Regions from separate parts of the Homo sapiens genome. Here region 2 is linked to region 1. Evidence: chromatin contacts called from ENCODE Hi-C or POLR2A ChIA-PET data. All regions are on one chromosome and are shown on one strand. The core of a region is the stretch at or near the end of the contact, and the rest is flanking DNA. Distances in the headings are between cores, read along the strand shown. Region 1 has its middle 41 kb from the start of LINC02832. Region 2 holds the start of LINC02832 (long intergenic non-protein coding RNA 2832).

What was found. A loop is a pair of places that touch in the nucleus more often than their neighbours do. ChIA-PET counts read pairs that join two places held with the same protein, here RNA polymerase II (POLR2A).
Region 2: a map of gastrocnemius medialis shows a loop between it and region 1 (2.4-fold over the local background). The contact joins the promoter of LINC02832 here to the enhancer-like site in region 1. A Hi-C loop is called at or near these places in 2 of 168 maps with a recorded cell type or tissue (gastrocnemius medialis and mammary epithelial cell). POLR2A ChIA-PET finds 5 or more read pairs at or near these places in 5 of 52 experiments (CD8-positive, alpha-beta memory T cell, HEK293, MCF 10A and 2 more).

The regions. Positions count from the first base shown.
Region 1 is chr2:219,686,801-219,692,128 of GRCh38, reverse strand. No RefSeq gene overlaps it. Among named protein-coding and RNA genes, the nearest start is that of LINC02832, 41 kb to the left of the region's middle. RefSeq lists enhancers at 3,271-3,834, 2,955-4,154, 3,835-4,398. Within about 2 kb of position 2,293, at least 11 of the 41 ENCODE cell types and tissues checked have a DNase peak (open chromatin) inside an H3K27ac peak, as active enhancers do; they include mammary epithelial cell, where a contact is called at or near this core.
Region 2 is chr2:219,727,797-219,733,124 of GRCh38, reverse strand. It overlaps LINC02832 (long intergenic non-protein coding RNA 2832), which reads right to left and starts at 3,132. Exons shown (of 2, transcript NR_185880.1): 1 at 2,944-3,132.

The sequences.
Region 1 (5,328 bases), core at 1,044-3,543:
GTCAATAGCAAGCACAAGCTCATTCCCAAATATAAGTGCCACCTCTCCCGACTGGACCAAAGTGAGATACAGAAACAGAGTTAATAAGGGCAGGGACAGGGGCTGGTCACAGAACAAGCACAGCCAGGGGACATTCAGTAAATTAAATGGCCCATGGGAGGCAGTTCACACTCGAAAGAGCAATTTAAACTATTTATGATCGTTGATGGGCCCTGAATTAGTTATAACTTCCTAAAGAAAAAAATCTTGAAATTATCACAAAGCCAGCACTGAATATGGCTGCACAGTGCTCACTGGAGGTCATGAAGGAGAATGAGCTATTAGTCTGTATTAAGGAGCGAACACCATGGTAATGGCGAACTAGTGTGTAATACAAATGCGGGCGGCCCGACCTTGACTGCCGTTCAGTGCTGGGCCCTCCATCTCAAAAGGAAATAGACGAGGCAACAGGAGGGCCACAGGGTGATTAGTGTATCAGTGAGGGCTCAGAACCTCTAAATGAGGAAAGGTTTAATTATACAGGCAGCTAATTAGGAAGAAAAGAGGAGAAAACGGACAGAGGTGTGTACATGAAAAGATGAGGATTCAGGGGTGACTGAGTGAGGCCCCAAAGGTTCTAAATGAGACTTTTACAAAACACATCCATAAGGTTGTTTTTGAAAGAAAATTTTCAGTAGATCAACAAATTCTTTGGAGGAAATAAAGGGCTGGGCTCCACAGAGCAGTTCTAAACATCTAAATAAATATGCGCCTGTTTGGAATTGACCAGAAATTTTAACCGGTTATGAACTATGTTTTATCCAGGAAACTGGATAGAATAGAGTCGTGAATTCAGCTGTTTGTGACTGTTAGAAAAGACTGCCATAGCTAGAAAGGAATAACGGGATACTCAGACGAGGGTCAGCAAACGATGGCCCTCGGGCCACTTCCAGCCTGTTGTCTGTTTTTATACTGTCAGCAAGTTAAGAATGATTTTCCATTTCAAAGCGGTTGAAAAAACTCAAAAGGAGAGTACTATTTCAAGACACATGAAAATTATATTCATGTTCATGAAATTTTATTGGAACACAGTCACATCCTTTCGCTTTTGCACCAAGACAACAGAACTGAGGAGCTGCGACAGAGACTGTATTGAGCCACAAGTCTAAAATATTTACTTTCTAAACAGGGCATGGTGACTCACGCCTCTAATCCCAGCACTTTGGGAGGCCCTGGTGGGCGGATCACCTGAGGTCAGGAGTTCGAGACCAGCCTGGCCAACATGGAGAAATCCCATCTCTACTAAAAATCAAAAATTGGCCAGGAGTGCTGGCGCACGCCTGTAGTCCCAACTACTTGGGAGGTTGAGGCAGCAGAATTGCTTGGGAGGTGGAGGTTGCAGTGAGCCAAGATTGCACCACTGCACTCCAGCCTGGGCAACAAAGCCAGACTCTGTCTCTAAATAAATTGATTAATTAATTTAATCAAATATTTACTTTCTGGTCCTTTTCAGAGAAAAATCTGCCCACCTCCACTCTAAGGTGTTGTGTGTTAAATATTTCCATTGTGGCCAGAGACCCACACAATCAGCAAGTGCTACCATTCCCATGCCTGGTATCAGGGGACCACGTAAGTAAGCCTCTTGCTAGGGTCCCCCGCCTGGGCCCCAGGCTCAAAGGAATGCAGGTAAAGTGACCGGAGGAAGCTCCTGCACTAGCAAAGAGGGCCACATACCACAGCAGATCCCAGTCGGGGCCGCCCAGCGGCCTGCTGGCCTCCTAGAGAGGCTCCCTAGCAACATGGAGTCAGCGTGCTCGGAACCCTTGACTTCACAGAAGCATTAGGTGAGCGCTCAAGGGCTTTTTGTGCACCAGAGGCAGTAAAATGCCATGTTTGCCAACATGTGAAATGCGCGGGGATATCAGATACATCTCAATTTTTCAGAAAGTTTTTTGGAAAAATAAAGACTAAGCTGTAAGGGAAATATTTTATTCCTATAAATATAGTACACAGGATTGTGACTCCATTAAAAAATAGTACGGTTTTGATACACAGTCTAGTATCCCTAAAAACAAGAATAAAATCACAGAGCTAAAAAGAAATATCTTGGTATTTAGGAATATGAGTTGCAGTGAAAAAATACTTAAATTCATAACATAGGGGAGTTACTCAAATTCCATATTCATCTGTGTGGTCTCTGGTTTTTGTTTTGTTTTTTGATAAGGGGATGAAAAGCGCTCACATTTGCAAAATGTATGTTGCCATCTTCTGCCACTAGGGGGTAGCATGCCCCATTATTTTACCTCTTTCTCAGCCTTCCAGCTGTGCCTGATACCAAAGCGTAAGACTGACAAGAAAACTTGTGTATATAATAAACGATTAGATATCGTACAATGCCATATATTTGATATATGTTATGTGTATAGTATTATGTAATACGTAATATATCTTATGTTGTAACATATACATTATTCATATATAAAGTATAAAATTTTATTTTGCATATATAATCCATCATTTGGGAAAAGCGGGGAATGTATCCTATATACCAGTAAACACAGCAAGCCTCACTAGTGCACAAAAAATCTAGTCGGAGTTCACCTGCTTCTATTAAAAGATTGAGGGCAGCTCTGCTTGATGTTAAAGGAGGGATTAGGGCTATTAGGATCTTCCCAGTGGAAAGCTCCAGAAAGTTTGGACCACCTAGAAGGCTGCGTGGTCACCGACCGGCTTGTGGAAGGAGAGGGAGGACGGGAGTCATGGGATGTACAGACTCAGTAGCCAAGGAATCTGAGAGATGCCCAATCTAACTCAGAAGCCAAGAGGCCGGAGCACCGCAAGGGCACAGGGAGCCCTGGAGCCTGAGGGAGAGTCCAGAGCTGCAGGCAAAGCCGTGTCAAGAGTCCAGGCTTAGAAACAGCCGCAAACCAACGCTCCAAATAGCTCAATGCGTCACATAGTCGGAATCTCAAAAATGTGACTTTAAGTTCATTTCCAAAATAAGACAAGGAGTGGCAGAAGGGAGATTCAAATTCCAACCTGTTCAGACATTCTAAAACATAAAACCCTGAATGTTTGGGGGCAATTAATCCAGAAAACATCTCAGTCAGCTTCTAACATCTGCCGCTGGAGCGAGGATGGAAAGCACTGGAAATGAAGGGCTTTCCTGGATCTGGGAATCTGGGTGCGCAGGCCAGTTCCCAACGCGCATGTGAACATCGCTTTTCTGCAGTCAGGACTAAAGCTGCCTTCCACATGGTCCACGTACATGAGGTCCGCACACATGAAATGTCTTTGTGCTGCTTCTCAGCATACATCATACTTTTCCCATGAATCATTTAAGACCAAAAAAAAAAAATACCTATGAGATAGGTATTAATATCATACCCACTGTACAGATTAAGAAACAGACACAGAGAGCTTAAGCAACTTGCCCAAGGTCACAACAGTGAGTGACGGTGCCGGGAGTTAACACAGAAAACTCTTTGTATTAGTCTGTTTTCATACTGCTATAAAGAACTTCCCGAGAATGAGTAATTTATAAAGGAAGGAGGTTTAATTGACTCACCGTGCAGCATGGCTGGGGAGGCCTCTGGAAATTTACAATCACGGCAGAAGGTGAGGGGGAAGCAAGGCACCTTCTTCACAAGGTGGGAGGAAGAAGGGCCGAATGAAGGGGGAAGAGCCCCTTATGAAACCATCAGATCTCGTGAGAACTCACTCCCTGTCACGAGAACAGCATGGGGGAAACCACTCCGTGGTTTAATTACCTCCACCTGGTCTCTCTCTTGACCTGTGAGGATGACGGGGTTTGCAATTCAAGATGAGATTTAGGTGGGGACACAAAGCCTAACCATATCACTCTTCTTGCTTCAGAATTGCCTGTTCTTTCTGCTACATTTGCTGCCTCCAAAAAAAGTATTTCTCTGAGCCAAGAAGTGTATAAAAAGGCAAGCTTCAATGAGCACAATAGATTTGTACACATCAGAGGCATTCGAACCAGAGTGACTCCATTTTGAACAGTGGCTGGGTGAAATGAGGCTGAGACCTGCTGGGCTGCATTCCCAAGAGGTTAGGTAATCTTAGTCACAGGATGAGATAGGAGGTTACGCCGGGCGCGGTGGCTCACACCTGTAACCCCAGCACTTTGGAAAGCCGAGGTGGGCGGATCACGAGGTCAGAAGATCGAGACCATCCTGGCTAACACGGTGAAACCTCGTCTCTACTAAAAGTACAAAAAATTAGCTGGGCATGGTGGCGGGCGCCTGTAGTCCCAGCTACTCGGGAGGCTGAGGCAAGAGAATGGCATGAACCCAGGAGGCGGAGCTTGCAGTGAGCCGAGATTGCGCCACTGCACTCCAGTAGTCTGGACAACAGTGCAAGACTCCGTCTCAAAAAAAAAAAAAAAAAAAGACAGGAGGTTGGCAGGACCATTATCACAAGATACAGGTCACAAAAACCCTACTGATAAAACAGGATGCAGTAAAGAAGCTGGACAAAACCTGCCAAAATCAAGATGGTGACAAAAGTGGCCTCTGGTCATCATCACTGCTCATTGTACACTACTTATACATAAGCATGCTAAAAGACACTCCCACCAGCACCATGACAGCTTATAAATGCCATGGCAAACTCTGGAAGTTACCCTATATGGTCTAAAAGGAAAGGAATCCTTAGTTCTAGGAAATCCTCCCACCCCCCGCCTTTCCCAGAAAACTCATGAATAATCCACCCCTTGTTTAGCATATGATCAAGAAGTAACCATAAAAATAGCCAGCCAGCAGCCCTCGGGTCTGCTTTGTCTATGGAGTAGCCATTCTTTTATTCTTTTACTTTCTTACAAACTTGCTTTCACTTTACTCTGTGGATTCGCCTGAAATTCTTTGTTGTGTGAGATCCAAGATCCTTCTCTTGGGGTCTGGATTGGGACCCCTTTCTGGTAACATATACATTAAAAAGAAAAAAACAAACAGGCAAACATAATAGAATTTTTCCAAAGGCTAATGGGTAGCCAGGGGTCATGAGAGAAAAAGAACAGGAATTAGGGAAGAAAGAAGGAAAGGATTCGAATCATAAGACAGGAAGATGGGCACTAACCTCATAAGTATATTTTCAAAGCAAGCATAAGAGGTGCCTGCTGGCCAGGCGCCGTGGCTCACGCCTGTAATCCCAGCACTTTGGGAGGCCAAGGCAGGCGGATCACGAGGTCAGGAGTTCGAGACCAGCCTGGCCAATATGGTGAAACCCTATCTCTACTAAAAATACAAAAATTAGCCGGGTGTGGTGGCGCTCGCCTATAGCCCCAGCTACTTGGGAGGCTGAGGCAGAAGAATTACTTGAACCCAGGAG
Region 2 (5,328 bases), core at 1,883-4,382, 40 kb before region 1:
AATATATTAAAAGATAGAAGGAAAATTAATAAGAAGCAAAAAAATATATAAAGAGAATCAAGCAGAAATACTAGTAATAAAAATATAAAAATACAAATAAAGAGCAGAATTGATGCTACTGAAGAACAAATTAGTGATTTGGTATATCAGATTGAAAAAACATATATCAGAAGGTAGATGAAAAGGACAAGGAAATAGACAATATACTAATAAAAAGAAAAGCTAAGAGATAAGGAGAACAGATGCAGAGGTACTAACATCCAGACAGTAGGAGTTCTATTTAAAAAAGAAAAAAAATAGAGGGGAAGAAGATTTGAGGACATAACAAAGATCAATTATTCTGCCACATCTATAGAGAGAGAAAGTGAGAGCAGAATACACACAAACACACACACACATGAGAGAGAAATAAAGGAAAAACTCATACCTAGGTATACTATAATAAAACTTAAGATTTTTATAAAACAAAAAAAAGTTCTAAAAGCTGTCATAAAAAGAGGAGACCACATACAAAAGAACGAGAATCAGATTGGCATCAACGATATTGGATGCAAAAAAAAAATGGAGTAACGTTTTGACAGAATTGAAGGAAATAGAATTTAGAACCTATTATTTTATAGTCAACCAAACTGTCATTCAAATATTAAGGTCAAATAAAAATATTCTCAGGCATAGAAGATTTGCTGCAGAAAGATGTGCATTGTAAACTGTTTTGGCTAAAGTACTATGTATGAGAGAGAAAAATCCAGGAGACTGCAAGAGATTTGTGGAACAACGGTGATCAAACACCTTGATAAACTCTTATTGCTTAAAAAGCAAAAAGCAAGCTAAGACCAATGAAAAGGAGAAAATATATCTGTAACAACGCAGAATTAGAAGCCTAGGTTATATCAACATAACAGGGCAGGGGAGGGAGCCAGGAATCTTAGATTTTTACTTCATTAAGAAGAATTAGGGAGATAAAAATATATTATTAAAAATAAAAGTAAGAAAAATAGAAGAAAGCATTGAAAAAGTAGCACAGCTGAAATAACAAGTCAGAATGATAAAAATTGGTCCATGTATGTAATTTATTATAATAAAGGTAGATGGATTGAGCTCACCACTTAAAACATAAGGTGTGACAGATTAGATTCATTTGTAAAATTTTGACACATGCTATTTACAAAAAAACGTACCTCAAACATACAGATATGCAAAGACTGAAAGCAAAAGAATGGAAAAAGACATAGTACATAAATATTAATCAGAAGAAAGCTGACCTAGCTATATTCATTCCACAAAACATAGCCTTTAAGTAAAGAGCATTATTAAGAAAAGAATGCCCTTGGACACAGCAATTTGCTCCCAGGTATAAGCACAGAGAAAATCATACACATGTGTAGCAATTGAGGCAGATAGAATCTAAAATGATCACCAACTATCCCTTCCTTCTGGTATTTATACGTGCAATCTCCTTCCTTTGACTGTGGGCAAGACTGGTGAATTGCTTCTAACCAAGAGAATATGGTCATGTTGATGGATGATATGTCTTGTGATTATTTTACCTAAGAATATAATGTTTGTCATGCCTGCAGACCCTCTCCCTTGCCGGTTTTAATGAAGCAGGTGATCACTCTGGGGAGGCCCACATGACAAGAAACTGAGGGTGCCCTCTGCCGACAGCCAGCAAGAAAATGAAGCCCTGGCCTGGCAAACTGCAAGAACCCGAATCCTGCCAACAACCACATGCACTTGAAAGTGAATCTTCCCCAGTCAAGCCTTGAGATTAGAGCACAGCCCTGGCCAACACTTTGACTGCAGACTTGTGAGGACTTGAAGCAGAGGACCAAGCTAAGCCCTGCCCAGACTCCTGACTCACAGAAACTGTGAGGTAACAAATGTATGTTATCTAAGTAACTAAGTGTTGGGTTATATTGGCCAAGTGCAGTGGCTCACACCTGTAATTCCAACACTTTGGGAGGCCGAAGTGGGTGGATCACTTGAGGTCAGGAGTTCAAGACCAGCCTGGCCAACATGGTGAAATCCTGTCTCTACTTAAAAAAAAAAAAGGGTTATATTCTTATGCAGACATAGATAACTAATACAAGAGACATATATAAGACTGTCAGTAGTAAAACAAAACAATAACAAAATCCTGGAAACAACCAAATGCCCATCAAGAAGAGAGAGGAATGAATAAACTATGTCACAATATGGATAAATCTTAACATCATGATTCTAAGTGAAAAAAATGTTAATTACTAAAAGATTACCTCAGCATGATACCCTTGTAAAAAACTAAAAACAAAATCAAATTCATATATTATTTAGAAAGACAAACATAAATAAATTTCTTGTGAAATTAAACATGACGTTCTTATAAAGTTATACATAAACTTACCACATGACCAAACAATACCACTCCTAGATATTTACTCAAAAGAAATGAAAACATGGCCGGGCGCGGTGGCTCATGCCTGTAATCTCAGCACTTTGGGAGGCCAAGGCGGGCAGATCACGAGGTCAGGAGATCAAGACCATCCTGGCTAACACGGTGAAACCCCGTCTCTACTAAAAAATACAAAAAATTAGCCAGGCATGGCAGTGGGCACCTGTAGTCCCAGCTACTCGGGAGGCTGAGGCAGGAGAATGGTGTGAACCTGGGAGGCAGAGCTTGCAGTGAGCTGACATCACACCACTGCACTCCAGCCTGGGTGACAGAGCAAGATTCTGTCTCAAAAAAAAAAAAAAAGAAAGAAATGAAAGCATAGAGCCACACAAAAACCTGTATATGAATGTTTAAAGCAGCTTTATTTATAATTGCCAAGAACTGGAAAAAATCCCCATGTCCTTTAACTGGTGAAGAGCAAAACATACTGCAGTATACAACAGAACCCTGCTCGGCAACACAAAACAACAAATGACAACAAACATACAACAACAACAAAGCAACAAACATACCACCACATGGATGAACCTCAAATGCGTTATGCTGAGTGAGTAAATCCAGACTCAAAAGACTACACATTGTGTGATTCCTTGTATATGACTTCCTGGAAAAGGCAGAACCATGGAGACAAGAAACTGAGCCACTAGGTTGCCAGGGGTTGGAGGTAGAAGAGAGGAATTGACAACAAAGAAGCAGAAGAGAACACTTTAGAGTGACGGACCTGTTCTATACCTTGATTTCGGTGGTAGTCATACAGCTGAATTTACATGTCAAAACTCATAAAAGTATACTCTAAGAAGAGTGGGTTTTACTGTATGTAAATTATACCTCACTTAAATAGATAATATATACACACATCAGGTAAGTGCTCCTTTTGACAATGCCCCAAACCACATCCTCCACCCTGCCATACCCTAGTGCCCCTCCCTGCTCCCTATGCAAAGAACAAAATGAGAAGTTGTGTCATTGGAAATGTTATGGTTAACATAACTACAGAAAACAACCTGGAATGGGAACCAGAGGAGAAAAAGGAGAGTTTCAACAATTAAAATGATGTCTAGAAAACAGTCAGGAAAATGGAGAGCATGTTCATTCCTCCGTTTGCTTTGGGATGCATGTCTATGACTTTACAATAGTGAATCTTATTTAGCTTAAAGTGGAAGTCACTGAGTCATTGTCCAACCACCTGCAACACAGGGAGACTCGTCCCAAAGTCAGTAGCCCTATTTCTTCCGGATTCACTTTGCCTTGGAACACCCTGATAAACGGCCCATTAGCAGCCCACGAAGAGATTAAGAAACAATTCTGTTTAAGAGAATGCAGTTTCGCAAAATGATCCTTGAATCAGAATGTTCTGCTTCTGCTATCTTTTATGAGCAAAAGGAGCAGAGGTTTTGAGGTCACAGTCAGCCTGACCATATTTTGTTCTTATCTCCCTATTTTCTACTCCATAATGAAATTTAAATAGCTCGCTATCGCTAAGTAAATAATTGGTGCCGTAACAGCCTTCTGGAAGCTTTTAATTGTGTCAAAGCAGCTCTTCAATTCTAAACATTCCTTACAACCGAACGATAGTTAGAGCTTTGGGTGTCTTCTTGGCAGATGGAGATAAGAACACAAAATGGGATAAGAAGGCAGGAACTTCCCATTAATCATGGCAGTGTTCCTTTATTCCAAGATCATAAAATGCTTGAAATCACAGCTTTGTCTTGGTGAGGGAGGGAAAGGGGCCTGACTGAGACGCAGAAAGTCTAGGTTTTAGTCTCTGCTGGGCCCCTGCCCAGCTTCCTGATGTGGAACGAGGTGCTTAATTACCTCTTTGGACCTCATTTTCCTCCTGTGTACCCCAGATTCCGTAGCCAGGGTGTCCCCTCCACATTGCCCCAGGTCAAGGTGCTCTATCAAGCAATAGTCTTACCCCCAGTTCCAGATGTGGAGCTTCTCCCCTTCACTTTGCTGTCTGTCCAGGGATCTGCTTTGATCTTACCAATGTCCTAGGGTCCTTGTGGAGAAGTGTCCCCACAGGGTGGCCAAATTGTGGCATGCAAGAGAGACTCCAGGCACTGGCCAGATGCTGCTAACCCAAGATAAAGGGTTACCCCAGACAACGCTTTCCACAATCAGAAATTACTGGGAAATCCATCTGAAATCAATCAAATAAATTTCTTTGCCGCACGACTTCCCAGAGTCTTTATTTTCTCATGTACTTTGAGACTTTCCTAGAGGGAGGGACAGAAGTATTTGACCAAGGAATCCACTTTTTTTCCAAAGATCTATGCTCAGGTCTGGCATGCCTTAAAAATGCTGGTCCAGATTTATGACGCTGTCTGTTGATTTTTCATTCATTATCTTCAAATCAGGAGGGACTCAACCTTGGCTGCAGAATAGCATCACCCGGGCCCACTCCCTGGGCCTCATCCCCAGGGAGTACAGTCACATTTGTCTGAGAGGTGAGTACTGCTTTCAGCTCTCCTACAAATTCTGACGTGCAGCCAGCATGGAGAGCCGCTAGCTCAGGGAGCAGGGGAAGGGGATTCCTGCTCCTAAGCGTATTCTAGAGTATACAAGAGGGAGCACAGCCCCACTCCCAGGTCAGTGTTAAGCAGTAAACCCAAGAAAGTGTTTATCTCTCTACCCAGAGTCAAAGCTACAAGCCCCCTAAGCCCCGTACATACTGGGAGGATCTCCATGGAGGATGTGGAATGAGTAACACAGTATTTCCTAACAGTTACTCAATTAGGATTCTGGCCCTAATCATCACTTTTAAAAACCCCGTGGACTTTTCCTTTCAAAACGGAAATAACTTTACTGATTTTCTGGTTGAAAATTTAATGCCTACTCATGGCTGGGTGGGGGGACTACATAGAAGTGTAAAGAGAAAACTAATTGTTCTTAAT